Linked DNA regions of Homo sapiens: region 2 is linked to region 1. Evidence: read pairs that join two places in POLR2A ChIA-PET (ENCODE). Cell type or tissue: CD4-positive, alpha-beta T cell. All regions are shown on one strand.

What was found. ChIA-PET counts read pairs that join two places held together with the same protein. Peaks named below come from ENCODE experiments on the same cell type or tissue, not always from the same donor. Only the 100,000 strongest peaks of a DNase experiment are listed, where the experiment ranks them.
Region 2: POLR2A ChIA-PET joins it to region 1 with 13 read pairs; 5 of 35 experiments call an interaction of 5 or more read pairs at or near these places.

Annotation. Positions count from the first base shown.
Region 1 is chr18:35,026,868-35,034,867 of GRCh38, reverse strand. It overlaps a transcript of MAPRE2 not described here. Among named protein-coding and RNA genes, the nearest start is that of MAPRE2, 11 kb to the left of the region's middle. In CD4-positive, alpha-beta T cell, CTCF peaks have their summits at 4,542 and 4,797; DNase peaks (open chromatin) are centred at 4,047, 4,377, 4,917 and 7,427; H3K4me3 peaks cover 1,167 bases; H3K27ac peaks cover 3,107 bases.
Region 2 is chr18:35,262,657-35,270,656 of GRCh38, reverse strand. ZSCAN30 (zinc finger and SCAN domain containing 30) reads left to right here. Exons shown (of 4, transcript NM_001112734.4): 2 at 6,202-6,712; 3 at 7,000-7,144. The coding sequence starts at 6,305. Among named protein-coding and RNA genes, the nearest start is that of ZSCAN30, 24 kb to the left of the region's middle. In CD4-positive, alpha-beta T cell, no CTCF peak of the experiment used is centred here; DNase peaks (open chromatin) are centred at 2,656, 3,086 and 3,406; H3K4me3 peaks cover 1,470 bases; H3K27ac peaks cover 1,047 bases.

The DNA of each region.
Region 1 (8,000 bases):
ACCTGTTGTTTCCTGACTTTTTAATGATTGCCATTCTAACTGGCGTGAGATGGTATCTCATTGTGGTTTTGATTTGCATTTCTGTGATGGCCAGTGATGGTGAGCATTTTTTCATGTGCCTTTTGGCTGCATAAATGTCTTCTTTTGAGAAGTGTCTGTTCATGTCCTTTGCCCACTTTTTGATGGGGTTGTTTGTTTTTTTCTTGTAAATTTGTTTGAGTTCATTGTAGATTCTGGATATTAGCCCTTTGTCAGATGAATAGGTTGCGAAAATTTTCTCCCATTTTGTAGGTTGCCTGTTCACTCTGATGCTAGTTTCTTTTGCTGTGCAGAAGCTCTTTAGTTTAATTAGATTCCATTTGTCAATTTTGGCTTTTGTTGCCATTGCTTTTGGTGTTTTAGACATGAAGTCCTTGCCCATGCCTATGTCCTGAATGGTAATGCCTAGGTTTTCTTCTAGGGTTTTTATGGTTTCTAACGTTTAAGTCTTTAATCCATCTTGAATTAATTTTTGTATAAGGTGTAAGGAAGGGATCCAGTTTCAGCTTTCTACATAGGATGGCTAGCCAGTTTTCCCAGCACCATTTATTAAATAGGGTATCCTTTCCCCATTGCTTGTTTTTCTCAGGGTTGTCAAAGATCAGATAGTTGTAGATATGTGGCGTTATTTCTGAGGGCTCTGTTCTGTTCCATTGATCTATATCTCTGTTTTGGTACCAGTACCATGCTGTTTTGGTTACTGTAGCCTTGTAGTATAGTTTGAAGTCAGGTAGCATGATGCCTCCAGCTTTGTTCTTTTGCTTAGGATTGACTTGGTGATGTGGGCTCTTTTTTGGTTCCATATGAACTTTAAAGTAGTTTTTTCCAATTCTGTGAAGAAAGTCATTGGTAGCTTGATGGGGATGGCATTGAATCTGTAAATTACCTTGGGCAGTATGGCCATTTTCACGATATTGATTCTTCCTACCCATGAGCATGGAATGTTCTTCCATTTGTTTGTATCCTCTTTTATTTCCTTGAGCAGTGGTTTGTAGTTCTCCTTGAAGAGGTCCTTCACATCCCTTGTAAGTTGGATTCCTAGGTATTTTATTCTCTTTGAAGCAATTGTGAATGGGAGTTCACTCATAATTTGGCTCTCTGTTTGTCTGTTATTAGTGTATAAGAATGCTTGTGATTTTTGTACATTGATTTTGTATCCTGAGACTTTGCTGAAGTTGCTTATCAGCTTAAGGAGATTTTGGGCTGAGACAATGGGGTTTTCTAGATATACAATCATGTCATCTGCAAACAGGGACAATTTGACTTCCTCTTTTCCTAATTTGAATACCCTTTATTTCCTTCTCCTGCCTAATTGCCCTGGCCAGAACTTCCAACACTATGTTGAATAGGAGTGGTGAGAGAGGGCATCCCTGTCTTGTGCCAGTTTTCAAAGGGAATGCTTCCAGTTTTTGCCCATTCAGTATGATATTGGCTGTGGGTTTGTCATAGATAGCTCTTATTATTTTGAGATACGTCCCATCAATACCTAATTTATTGAGAGTTTTTAGCATGAAGGTTGTTGAATTTTGTCAAAGGCCTTTTCTGCATCTGTTGAGATAATCATGTGGTTTTTGTCTTTGGTTCTGTTTATATGCTAGATTACATTTATTGATTTGCGTATATTGAACCAGCCTTGCATCCCAGGAATGAAGCCCACTTGATCATGGTGGATAAGCTTTTTGATGTGCTGCTGGATTCAGTTTGCCAGTATTTTATTGAGGATTTTTGCATCAATGTTCATCAAGGATATTGGTCTAAAATTCTCTTTTTTGGTGACCACTGCAATTTTTCATAAAAACATGAATTTTATGACTGAAGCAAGATATTCCAGGAAGAGATATACTAAATCAAGGGTGTATCTAACGTATCTGCAACTAATGGGAATCAGCAACTATCTGTACTAAAAAGCTCCCAGCAATACAGGAAGGATATGTTAATTAATGACCAACTGTTAGGCATCAGATGAATTGATCCTACTTTCAGGCCCCTCTTGAGGTCTAGATCCACCAAAAATAAAAAACAAACAAACAAACAAACAAATGTTTAAAGTGCCTGTTTGGAGAGCTGGATTTCTAAAATGGACCCAGAGGATACAGAGCTGGAAGCATGAGAACAGGGAGCCAAAAATAAACAAAAAAACAAAACAAAAAAAAACCCAGGAAGAGGTCCCAGCACACAGGTGCAATTGAGGAAGACTGAACCCTGGCATTAACTCGAATTTTAATTTCGAGTCCCTAGCTTATAGCACAATCATGTTTCTCTTAGAACTTAGGCCAGAGAGTACAAATAATTCTGTATTGACAGAAATCATCATCCCTCCACTTCTCCAACACATATGGTTCATCTAGAACAGGGATTTTTGCATTGCCTTGGACTTGAGAAATTCTCAACTATGATAGCAGAGAAGACATGAATTCCCTAGCCAGGAATGAATGTTAATCTTGACTCAATCCCAGAAACACCTACTCATCACATGAATGCCTTTTTTCAGGTTAAAAATGTGTTCACTGAAGCTGATAATCACTGCTGTCAAAGGCATTCACAGCTGTCACATCACCTTAGATCGGGGCTTCCTTAGATCATTATCACCTCAAATACAGACAGAAGATTCCACTTAGCAGTCACCTCTGCTGGCTCAGGACAAGCCATTTCCCCCATGTGTATATTTTAAGATATTTTCCAGTAGGGAATGGCAGGTACAGTAGTTATCAATGGCTGAAATATATGCTCCACACCCAAAATGATAGCAGTGAAAAAGTATATGGTTGGCCAGCCAGTGGTACCGGCACTGAAATTGCACTGGTGGCACAGAAATGTATTTGAGATTGGTTCTTCCTCACTACCTTTCACCCAGAGGCATAGGAAGATTTTATTAGTTCTTCTGGATCTGGTGAAATTTCCATGACATGCAAATACCTCCTGGCCTTAAGTAATAGCATTTTATTTTAAAAAAAATTGGTGAATAATGTTTTCCTCCAGATGAAGAAAGCCTCTTCAAAACCAACATGCACAGGTATGCTCCTCTAGAATTGACTTTTGAGATTACTTGTCTTTGCAGATTATTTATGCTCAAAAGGCAGAATTTTTAAGTCTCATACTTGCTAGCAAAATAGCAAGGTGTCCATGATGTGAAAACACAGAACATGCCATTGCATGAGACAAGATTTCTCTCTGTGTTGGAATTTATTTCTAATCTGCTTTTTCTTAGATTTTCTCAAGCTTGGATTTAATTTTGTAGAATAACTCATAGAACATGATGTGAATGCAATTTAAAAATACTCAGAGCATTATGATTTCTGTAATCATTCAATCAAATCTGTACAATGTGAGGTTTCAGTCTATTAAACAAAAATGTACTTTTGAATTATACCATCTGGCTAAATTTAAGAGCTTTAAATGTGTTTTCCATAAAAATACAATGTGATAAAAGTTATAATGAAAAGTGTATTAAGTATTAGGAATATAGAAAAGAAAGTAGTCAGGCCTGGGGACACTAGAAAAGCTTCATTAAGATAGTAATATTTTAATTAGTCCTCAATCATTCATTCTACAAATATTTATTGAGAACTTACTATGTGCTAGGAACAATTCTAGACATCAGAGATGCAGAAATTTGTAGACAAAATTCCCTGAACTTACACTTGAGTGTATGAGCAAGTGTATGTGGTAGGGTCAGGAGACAGACAATATATAAGTAAAATATGTAGTGTGTCAGATGGTGGCAAATGCTATAGAGACAACTAAAGCAAGGAAGGAGGACTTGGACTGCAGAGGAAGGGTGTTGTAATTTTAAATGGGGTGACCAGGGTAGACATTCCTGAAAAGATAATCTTTAATCGATGACCTGAGAGAGGTGAGGGACATAGACCTGTGATATCAGAAGAATATTTCAGGTAGAGCCAACAGAAAGTGCAAAGGCCCTGAGGTAGGAGCATGATTTGTTCAAGAAACATTAAGGAAGTCAGGTCACATGTATGTAGCACAGTGAGTGTGAATGTGTGCGTATTGTGGGGATGGGAGAGATAACTGTAGAAGATAAGGTCAGAAAGATCACAGAGAAACCAGAATGTGCAGGGCTTTTAAAGTCTGTTGTAAAGAACTTGGCTTAAAACCAAAGTTAGAAACCAGGCATTTGCAGGAGTGTTAGTAGTGGCAACAGAGATGTGGAATATTCTCTAATCACATTAATAGCAACACCTAATATTTGAATACTTTTTATGGGCCAAGTGCTATGCTTAACAATGAGGAGGTACTTTATTCTCACAAGAAAGGGGGCTATTCTAAGTCCCAATTGTCACAGGAGGTAACTAGTTCAATAACTTAGCCAAATAACCAGACAGGAAGTGGCAGAGCTGAGCACAAACACACTTGCCAGATGTCAAACATGTCATTCTTTTTCCCTAGCTCAGTCTACCTTCCACTAAGGTCTGATTAACCTGGAAGGAAGAATGCAGAATCCAGGGTGGGGAGTGGCAGGGATGAGATAGCTGATGGTTGCAGAGGCAAGAGACTGCTGCCATAAAACGGCACTTCCGTGTAGGAAGCAAGGAAATAAAAACATACAAGGGCTGAGAGACAGAGAGAATAAAAAGGACCCAGGGATGGGAGGCTGTACAGGATAGCAGTATCCATGAGGGTGAGAGATTGAAAGAAATGGAGGGAGAGGAGCTGTAAATTATGGTTAAGAAAAAGGGAGGGGGAAGGAGGAAGAAATGCTAGGATTTGGTGTTAGCAGTATATGTGATTGATAGAGAAAAAAATAATTTTCTTGTCCTTATATAGTGATTAGCTATTTTATTTCTCAGTAAGCGTCAGCTAGCAATGTCCATTTCTTTGATACCTTCTGGAGGGAAAGGAAACTGCAGGCATTTTTTTGGTATTTGTATTCAAAGCTACAATCTGCTTTCATTTTCACTATGCCAAGACTGTTATAATTCAACCATCCAGATACAGACATGTCTATTTGAGTGCTCTCGTTAAAACGTGTCTATGTCCAATTTTATGAAATTCCTCTATTTCCTTTCTCTATTTTATTTCCATCTTAAAATAAAATGCATCTTGTTGAAGTGACTGCATAGGACAGCTAAAAGGGATTAAAAGGCACCTTGGGCTCAGTTGGGTGGCAAGAGAAATGAAGAGACTCCAAGTACTGCTAACAAATAAATTATCTTGCAGACGATTCAGAAGCTTCCCAGAGAAGATTTCCTTAGGGTTCTTAAAAATCAACTAACTCACTGGGCTTTATTTCTGACTTTGATATTAAAGAGTGCAAGCTGAGTGGCAACTCCTTAATATACATACAAAGGAAGTCAGGAGAAAGTGGGGCAATGGTCATTCCATCAGGTACCAGGGACTTCCAGAGTTCCAGAGCTACTCAGAACCCAGGCCATCAAGTGGCAACCAGGGACATTGGAAGGAAGCGTCTTCCTGAGCCTGGAACTTCTCTGTCAAGTCTGGTGTGTACCATGGCAGAGCTATGGCTTCTGGATGGCTCCTCGACAGCGTGTCAAGGGAACATGAGGCCGGCAGCTGGAAAGCAGTGTGAGTAATGGAAGAGAAATTCCTCATTTTCTGACCTCATCCAAATAAAATTTTTAAAAAGAAAATTAAAGCAGCTTATTTCATTAGGAAAAAAAATGCAACTGGAAATCATGAAGTAAGACTAAGTTTCCCATCAGAAATGTTTTAATTAGAGCTTATGTTTTGTTTCCTCAAGTGCTTAGACACCAAGCATCTTCCTATTCTCAATTCACATTGACTCAACATGTACAGAAAGTAGAAATGAAGGGTCCAACTGCATAGTGTAGCACATGAAAACATAATGGGCCTCCTTTAAGAAGCCTCCATTTAACTTCTACATAAAGGAATCAGCCCCCTAGGAAAACCAGAGGTCTTAGTCTTAATATGTGAGACATAATGAGTTAATAGTTAGCTGATAGATCTAGAATCAATGCTTGGAATGAACTTCTCTACACAGCCTGTCTTCACGCCATTCCCACCAGCCCACAATTCCAGTCTCACTGGGACAGATCCTATCTGCCTTCAATGATGCAATGAAATCATGAATGAGAAATAATGGCTTGCAGTATAAAGAGCATGCACAGTGAACATTATTTTGTTTGCTCCTCCCTCTTTCGGGAAATTATTTCTTCAATCCTTGTGGTTGTAGCAGAGCTTGCCAAATATAATTATTCCATCCTCCAGACCCTGAGGATTGATGCAGAGATAGGCCTATGACCCAAATCAGGTCATTTAGAATAGTTCTCTAGGTTTTTCTAAAATTAGAGCTGTAATGTGTATGTGTTTGGGGGGTTGGGGGATGTTATCTTCCTTATAAAAGTTAGTACTGGGGAATTAAGAAAATATAGTATACATTATATATTTACTATATTTTGCATAGAAGAATAGCAAAATTCAGAGTTCATGGTTTTGATGCATATGCTTTGGATTTGAATCCAAGTGCTTACAAGTTGTGTAACCTTGGCCAAATTACTTAACTCCTCTAGCTTCAGCTTCTTCACCCATAAAACAGGTATAATAAGATTTGTAAGGTAACATTTTGAGATATAAACCTAGGTTCCTGCCTTGCCCCTGTGGCCATAATTTTTTCTTACCCTTCCATTCTAGAGGTTGGATTTATTTCTCCTCCCTTTGAATCATGGTGGCAGCTTTGATCAATAGATTTTGGTAGAAATGATGCCGACCAGTTCTTGACCTAGACCTTACAATGACAGGCAGCTTTTGCCTTTGTCTCTTAAAGGTCAGCTGCCCTGTGAGAAGTTCAGCTACCCTGGGACTACCATGCTGCTCTGTAAGAAGGCAGGTCTGCTGCCCTGTGAGAAGTCTAGCTACTCTGGGGGAAGTACCAACCATGTAGAGAGGCCCAGAGGGTGGGACACATGGAGAGGGAGGGGAAGAGAGGAGAGACCACAAAGAGTACCAAGGCTCCAAATATGTGACTGAGGAAGCATCCTGCATCTTCACCCACCACAGCTGACACTATATGGATATATGGATTAGAAAGGACCCACCTAACCAAGACCTTCCTGAACTCCTGGTCCACAAAACCATAATGTAGGACAAATGGTTATTTTAAGTTAATAAGTTTTGTGGTAGGCTGTTATGCATTAACAGATAACAGAAAAACCCTGTTGGTTCTCTATTGTGACTCTAAACTTGGTGGATTAAAATAGCAATAATCATTTTATTATTATCTCTTGTCATTCTGGAGGTTGACTGGGCTTGGCTAGGTGGTTGTCACCCATGGTCTCTCATGTAGCTATGGTTGGAAGGTGACTGACTGCTGAAGTCTTCATAAAGGCTTCCTCAGTCTCATGACTGGTGGCTGACGTTGCCTTTTAATTGGGGCCTCAGCTGGGGCTCTGGTTGGAACACCTATGCAAGGCTTCCCCATGTGGCCTGGGCTCCTCACAGCATGGTGGCTGGGTTCCTAGCACAAGCATCCCTAATGAGCAGGCAGAAGGGCATGGCAGTTTTAAAACCTAGTCTTGGAAGTCACAGAGCATCACTTCCATTGTATTTTGCTGGTCAGGGCTGCCACAAAGTTCCACCCAGATTCAAGAGGAAGGGCTATCAACACCACTGGTAACATAACTAGGAGGAATGTCAATCTCACACTGCAAGAAAACCTGTGGGATGGGAGAGATTGTAGTAACCCACTTTGGAAAACCTGCCACACACACCTGCTGAACCTTCTTTACTCGCTGAGTTTTCAGCATGGGGCAGGAATGCAAGAGAGGAAGAAAAGAATGAATGTTCAACTTCGGAGTTTCAAAATCAACTTGTAAGCCCATGGCAGAGAAAAAACCCTGAAGAAATGTTTATGAGCCTCAGAGTCTCATTTTCAAGTATCAAAAGCTTAAGATCTTTCAAAGATTCAGAAACTAAAGTTCGTACTATAAGCCACAAGACTACATGACTGGTTAGAGATGTTGGGTTAG
Region 2 (8,000 bases), 240 kb before region 1:
GTGAGCTGAGATGGTGCCACTCCACTCCAGTCTAGGCAAGAGAGTGAGACCCTGTCTCAAAAAATAAATAAAATAATGGATGTGAACTTGAACCAAAGAGAAATTCTGAATTAAAAAATCCAATGACAGAAATTGAGAACTCAAGGAATATGTTTAAAAGTACATTATCACTAAAGAAAGAATTAGTGATTGGAAAATAGGTGGTAAAATATGCAAATGAGAAACAAAAATTAAAAAGAGCAGATAAGAGATACAGAGGATATGGCGTGTAAGTCTAACAGGTTATTGAAACCCCACAGCAAAGAAAGGCAGACAAGGTATTTGTTCCCTCGTTCCCCTATTTCTGCCTTCTTTTTATTAAGATATTTTAAAATTCAATTTATCTATTATTGCAAAGATAGTACAGAGAGATCCCATATACTTTCGCATTCATTTCTTTTTATTAACATCTTTCACTGATGTGACATATTTGTCAAAATTAGTTGACCAAAATTGATACTTCATTATCTAAAATCCATGCATTATTCAGGTGTTAATACATTTTTTAAAAGAAAATAAATAAATGATAGAGAAGTGTTTATTATTGATGAAGTTGCTAATTTTCTTAGGTATATATCACTCTCCCCTCCCCACCCCACAGTGTTAGCAGATACTGGTATTCATCTGTTCATTAAAAATGGGGAAATTGGGTACTTACATTAAAAAGTGTGTTGCTAGATCCTTTAAGGGAATGAACAAATTGAGTATGTTCTGTGTATAAACCTTATGGACTTTTTACATAGAAGACAACTTTACAGTCTTTTTTTTTTTTTTTGGCCACTCATTATTTTATGTGCTTCATTAGAAATGTGCTATGTTTACTTTGTTCATTTCACTCATTGGGTTCTTTTTAACAAGTACAGGCTAGCTTCACTGTCTAGTATGGAACCACTAATCCCATGTAGCAATTTAAATGTAAATTAATTAAAATTCAATGAAATGAAAATTTTACTTGCTCAGTTCCTATCAGCCATATATCAAGTGAGCAAATATATGTAAACCTACTCCCAGAGGTTGAGAGAGCTGAGCTGACAAATGCAGTTTCTCAGAAGGAAACATTTGGTAGGGATAAAAGGACTTAAGATGGTGGATCCCCATACCTGCCCTGCAGATATTATTCTTTCTATTGCAAGCTTTTTTTTTTTTTTTGGTAAAACGTGCAGCTTGTCATGTCTGAGACCCTCTTGCAAAACTCTGACCAGTGGGAAAATTAGATAAGGATCTTTATGAGGGGTTTTCTATGCTACAGGTATTGTTTCTTTATGAGGGGTTATCTATGTTATAGGCATTGTTTCTTCACCTTGCTGGGGGAATGCCTTGGTATGCAAGAGTCAAACACTGGTTATTATGATGTTTCACTTCAAGATAGCATTACTCTTGCCATGCAACAGGCAGCTTTCCTACACATAGCCATAAATGGCTAATGGCTTCCATATTGGATAGTAGATACAGAACATCACTTGAAGTCGTCTCTTCCAGTCATTGGCCGTTGTAACATTCTTCAAAGTCTGGCTCAACTGTAACATCTTCTGATTAACACCTTTGTGGTCAGAGTCATCTGACATAAACATCTTCAACTTCTCCCTTTTCTCTTGCACTCACCCTCCACTTTCCTCCTATTCAGGAACAAATCACTTCCTTCTTTTCTGAGACAAACTACTTCACCAGCCCATCTGGTCTCATTTCCTCCCCATCAGCTGTATCTCTTTTCTTCCATCTTCAATTTCTTGTGCCTACTAAACTTTACCTTTTCTTTTCTACAAATTAGCTTTCCACTACCCTTGAAAATAAGAATACTTTAAATCCGGTTGCTTAGTTCAACCAATATTCTTTTTCTTTTCTTGCAGTATCACAATTCTCAAAAGAGATTATTGTCTATTTTTAGTCTTACCAACTCTTCTGAACCACTCGAAAGGACAGTCCACAGGTAACATCTCTCTCTCTTGCCCTCCTCTGTCATTCCCCCAAATTCCACCATCAGCTTAGTTCTCACCCTCTTTCGGCTCTCTGCAGCAAAGCAACAGTGTTCCGTCTCCTGAAACACTGTTGTTTTTATGATGTTTGAACCATCTGGGCGCTCCCTAAGTAGCTCCTCTTCTCGAACTCCTTTTCTTCCCCATTCCAAAACGTTGGTATTTCACAATCCCGTTTATTTTCCAAAAGACCTCCCTTGGCGATGTCATCCCTTGCCCTATTTTCAATCATACTTTCACAGATTATTACATTTTGCTAAATTCATGGGTCACCTGTATTCTTTCATCTCTTTTGTCCTTTAATCCACTCTATACGGTACAGACACCGCCCTGAACACTGTTCCAGCCATGTTATATGTGAATACCCTGCACTGATGATTCAATGCATTTCTAACACCTGAGCCTGGTATTTGACACTCTCCACAACCTAACTCACTCTAACCAACCCCTTGGCCTAGTTTCTGGCCAGCTAAGATGCCGGGCCAATTCCGAGCGTGCCCTGAACCCCGCCCCGCTGTGCCCTGGCTCCTGTCGCTTCCTACGCGGGAAACCCGTGGCGCTCCTCCTCCTGCTGTGTCAGCATCCAGCACGCGGCCACGGGCAGCTCGAGGGCAGAGTCCACCAGGAAATCTTTACAGCTTCTCCTGCCCCCCATCCCGACCCCTCCGCAGCACCTGGCGTCCTCGGCATTCGTGGGCAGGACCCGTCCCCGCCCCAGCCCTTCCGCAGCTCCTAGGACTGTCGTCTTCGCAGTCAGCACGTCCGCGGTGAGCGTGGTCAGCTCCTCTTCCTCTCAAAATGTAGAGATCATGGGTTCTCGGTTTTTATTTTCTCGATGGTATACCAGCCCGCGACATAACGAGGAAAAATATGTTTGAATATATACGTATATTTTTATGTATTAAAATATATAGAATATATAATTATATTTAATATGTATCTTATGCTCCCCACCCTTTCAGCAGCGCGTCAACCGCTTGTACTCTGCGATGCCCCCGCCAGGTCTGAGCCGGACCCGCGCCCCTCCTGCGAGACACGACCCGCGCCTGCCACAGAGCTGCGGTCCTCCGGGCTCCTAGAGGGGCACTCTCCCACTTCCGGCGCGCGTGCGGCCGGGCATTGTTCTCGCTCCCGGGGGTGGGTTCCCGCCGCCGCCGGTAGAGCGAAGGGTGAGTGGGGCGGTCCAGCAGGGCGGTCCCGGGTGCTTCCCAAACCGCCCCTGTCCCGCATCCGGCCTCCGCGCCGCCTTTCTTCGACCCCTCGGCCACAGGCCGGGGCTCGGCTGTATCTGGGGTCCCGCCCGCCTCTCCGTCGGTCAGTCCCGCCATCCATTTCCACTTGCCCACTCAGCCACCCCGCCTTTTTGGTCAGCTGACTCCTCAGGCGCTTACCCAGCGTGTCTTGTGTCGGGCTGCAGGCTCAGGAGTCTGACACTCGCCAATGGGCTCCTTCCTGCCACTTCTCACGTGGCCAAAGCTCGGTTTTGAGACGGGTCTCAGCCTTCCTCTTGGCTCCCCGAGGAAGCCAAGAGGGGACAGGATCTCACTGTGTTGCCCAGGCTGGTCTCAAACTCCTGGACTCAAGTGATCCTCCTGCCTTTGGCCTCCCAAAATGCTGGGATTACAGGCATGAGCCACTGTGCTTGGTCTCTAGTATTTTACACTAAAAAATTAAGAGAAGGCCCTGCACGGTGGCTCATGCCTGTAATCCCAGCACTTTGGGAGGCCGAGGCGGGAGGATCACGAGGTCAGGAGATCGAGACCATCCTGGCTAACACAGTGAAACCCTGTCTGTACTAAAAATACAAAAAATTAGCCAGGCGCAGTGGCGGGCGCCTGTAGTCCCAGCTACTCGGGAGGCTGAGGCAGGAGAATGGCGTGAACCCGGGAGGCGGAGCTTTCAGTGAGCCGAGATAGCGCCACTGCAGTCTGGCCTGGGCGAAAGAGTGGACTCTGTCTCAAAAAAAAAAAAAAAAAAAAAAAAAAAATTAGGAGAAATATCCCCAGGGTTCTTGTGTTTAGATATGTATGAAAAATCTATTAATACCTGGCAAAGCACGGTTTAGGAGACGCTGCTTCGTAGGCATCTCAGACCTAACTTTCTTAATGAATAGCTCAGCAAATAGCACCATCATCCTCTAGTCACAAGGGCCAACCACAAACTTGAGTCCTTGACCCCTCTCTCTTCCAAGCCCTTATACGGTGTGTCAAGTCCTGTCAAATCTCCCGTCTTTTTGTCTTTTGCCTCCCATAGCTCAGTCTCTCACAGTCTCTCTTCTGAATGGTTGCAACAAACCCCTTCCCATGTCTTCTCCACGCCACTCTCTGGGTGGGCACACAGACCTTCCAGCCATCACTGTGGCCATGGGGATCAATGCAAACTCTGTAGTTCAACCTCTCAGACCTCCTCTCTCACCATTCATTAACTGTGCCCCAGGGTCTGGCACCGGGTTCTTAACCTGGCTGCTCATCAGAAGCTCTTGTGGCACTTACTAAAGCCCTGTCCCATGGAGATTCTGACTCAGGAAGTCTGCCTTGCGGTTCATGTTTCATGGCTGATTTTGAGCCGTAGTCAGAAGTGACAGCCATTAATCTGGTCTCCCCAAACTACCTTCAGTTTCCTCAGTGGGCCACATTCTCTCATACCCATTTTCACTTTGCCTGGGTGACCTTCCTCTCCATCTCACTCAGCTCACTCATATCAGACTCTGCTGAGATGTCTCCTCCAGGCAGCTCTTTCTGGCTCTTCCCATCCCTTTCTCCTTGGTCTTGGTCAGTCATCTTTCCCTTGTGCTACCTTGTCTACTTCGCTCCGTCCTTGGATTTATCACTGTGTTTACGTGTTGCTTTCCCATAATAAACTAAGAGTCCTTTGGTACACATCTTTTAATTCTGAGACTGCTCTTTGGTACGCTATCTAGCACAGAGTAAATGCTGAAGTATTTGTTGAAAGAATCCATTTTTCTTTGTGCTGTTTCAGAACCTTGCGACTTAAAAGTCAAGAATAATTTTTCCTTGTTTCTACATTCACCTTGCCCATTCTCCATGATCCCTTCCTAACATTTTCACCATCATTTCTGATTTAGTATCAGCCAAGATTGTCCTGGGCATCAACCCATTCTGTAATAAAAAGAAATAAAAAGAGCAAGTACTGTAGAGTTGCAGCCTGGGTTCATGTCTCGACTTTGCTATTTACCAGTTTGTAGCCTTGGACAAATTACTTGGCTTTTAAGAACCTTAGTTTCCTCATTTGTAAAATTGAGATGATAATACCTGATGGTGTTATTGTCAAGCTCCAGTAAAATAGTATTTGTAAAGTGCTTGGCCCATAGTAGGTGTTTATTAAGTGTGAGTTCCCTTCTTTTGGGATGCCCCATAGCATAATAGAAAGAGCTAAAGACTTTGGTTGCAGAGCCCAGTTCTGCTGCTCCCTGGCTGTCTTTGGTCAACTTATGACTTAGTAGCCTCGTTAGGAAAATGGGCGTAATTTTTTTTTTTTTTTCTGAGGCGGAGTCTCTGTTGCCCAGGCTGGAGTGCAGTGGCGCCATCTTGGCTCACTGCAAGCTCCCCCTCCCGGGTTCATGCCATTCTCCTGCCTCAGCCTCCCAAGTAGCTGGGACTATAGGCGCCCGCCACCACGCCCGGCTAATTTTTTGTATTTTTAGTAGAGATGGGGTTTCACCATGTTAGCCAGGATGGTCTCGATCTTCTGACCTCGTGATCCTCCCGCCTCGGCCTCCCAAAGTGCTAGGATTACAGGCGTGAGCCACCGTGCCTGGCAAAAATGGGCATAATTTTGATTGTCCTTATAGAGTTGTTAGGAAAAGCATATAAAATTTATGTTAAGTATCAAGCTAGTGATCAATAAAATGGTGGTTATTTCTGAGATGTAATCATATACTATAGTGCTTTTCTTGCTCTCTATAATCTACAAGCACTATTTTATTATCCCTAATGTTGTTCCTAACAGTATTACTAAAGGCCAAATTGATTTCAGCCATACTAACATTTTTCTTTCACATCCTAAAAAAATCCTGAGTCATCTATAAATGTATCATTTATGTGGAAGTGCCCTGTTAGTCAGTTTTCTTTACAATGCTATGCTCCCTGGCAACTGGGCTTCAAAAACCTGTATTTATATTCCAAGTACATTATTTTCCCTGTGTAACATGAGCATTGTCCACCCTCAGGAGCGTCCTGGGGAGTTGGAATTCAGAAGGAATCTCTCAGACGCAAATCTCCATCTCCTCCCTGCCTCACCTGGGCAGCCTTTTCAGACTGTCTCTGCCCAGAATGTCAGGAGAGGCCACAGTCTTGGCCTACCATGCTCCAGAAGAACAGGAAGGACTTCTAGTTGTCAAGGTTGAAGAAGAAAATTATGTTTTGGACCAGGACTTTGGCCTTCAGGAAAACCCCTGGAGCCAAGAGGTATTCCGGCAGAAGTTCAGGCAGTTTAGTTACTCTGACTCCACTGGCCCTCGGGAGGCTCTGAGCCGGCTGCGAGAGCTTTGCTGTCAGTGGTTGAGGCCGGAGGTGCACTCCAAGGAGCAGATCCTGGAGCTGCTGATGTTGGAGCAGTTCCTGGCCATCCTTCCTGAGGAGCTGCAAGCTTGGCTGCGAGAGCATCGGCCAGAGAATGGAGAGGAAGCTGTGACTATGCTGGAGGAGCTGGAAAAAGAACTGGAGGAGCCAAGGCAACAGGTAAGAAGTAAACATTTTTGTTTGTTTGATCTATTGTAAGTTAATGGGGAAGCCATAATTATGACTGGGGCATTGACTCAGCTCTCAGAGAATTATACAGTTTCTTTCTTTTGGGTTATTAATTATTCACTCATTGGGTTCAAGTCACTAGGGCTCTTAAGGTCCTGTTTTTTTTCTCTCTAATCATTTGAATGAGTTTTTGATTCTTCTGTTCCTGCCCTGTTGCTCTAGGAGTTTTCTGCTTGTGTATCCTCAGAATGATAGTGCTGGTACTTGATTACTCCTAGGACACAACTCATGGCCAAGAAATGTTCTGGCAGGAAATGACATCCACAGGAGCACTGAAGTCTCTGTCTCTGAATAGCCCGGTGCAGCCCTTAGAGAACCAGTGCAAGACTGAGACTCAGGAGTCCCAGGCTTTCCAGGAGAGAGGTGAGAAGCCCCAGTCCATGTGGGGTTGAGGATGGAGGTGAGAGCTATCAACTGTGGCACGGTTCATTTTCTTAACGACAGCCACTTGTGGCTATCACTAAGTATTGTGGAAAGGCTTCTTTGCCTAGAAATATTCTTCCTTAGGCTCTGCCTAGAATCTGAAATTCCAGTATCATTTGTAACTTTGGGTTAAGAATTAAAGTCTTTAGTAAAATTCTCTAATACCCATAATTATTTTTTTTCTTTTTCTTTTTTCTTTTTTTTTTTTTTAGATGGGGTCTCACTCTATCACCCAGGTTGGAGTGCAGTGGTGCAACCACAGCTCACTGCAGCAGCCTTGAACCCCTGGGTTAAAGTGATCCTCCTGCCTCAGCCTCCAGAGTAGCTAGGACTACAGTTGTACACCACCATGCCTGGCTAAATATCCATAATATTCAAAGCTCAGTATTCTGTTATTTAATTTTGGCTTCATTGGCAAGACAGTCCCTAAGATGGAGATGAATACATTTTCAGTAATAGAAACCACATAATCATTTGAACAGGGAAAGTTTAATGTTAAGAATTATTAACTACTAAGTGTTATAACAAAAAGTGAAACTCAAAAGAATACAGCAATAACAGATATAGAGTGTCTCTAGGGCTGAGGCAGAACATCAAAGGTAAGAACAAATTTGCAGGAGGGTGCCACAACTTCCCCTTTCCTGCCAGGTCTTAGATCCAGGCCTTGTTGGAGAGGGCACAGCCACAGCCCACTGGATGGAGATGCCACTGCAGTGCTGAGCTGGCAGAACTCACTGAGGAGCCACACTCTGGGGTGCTAGAAGCTCCCCATGGGGAGCTGACCTGGTACAGAACT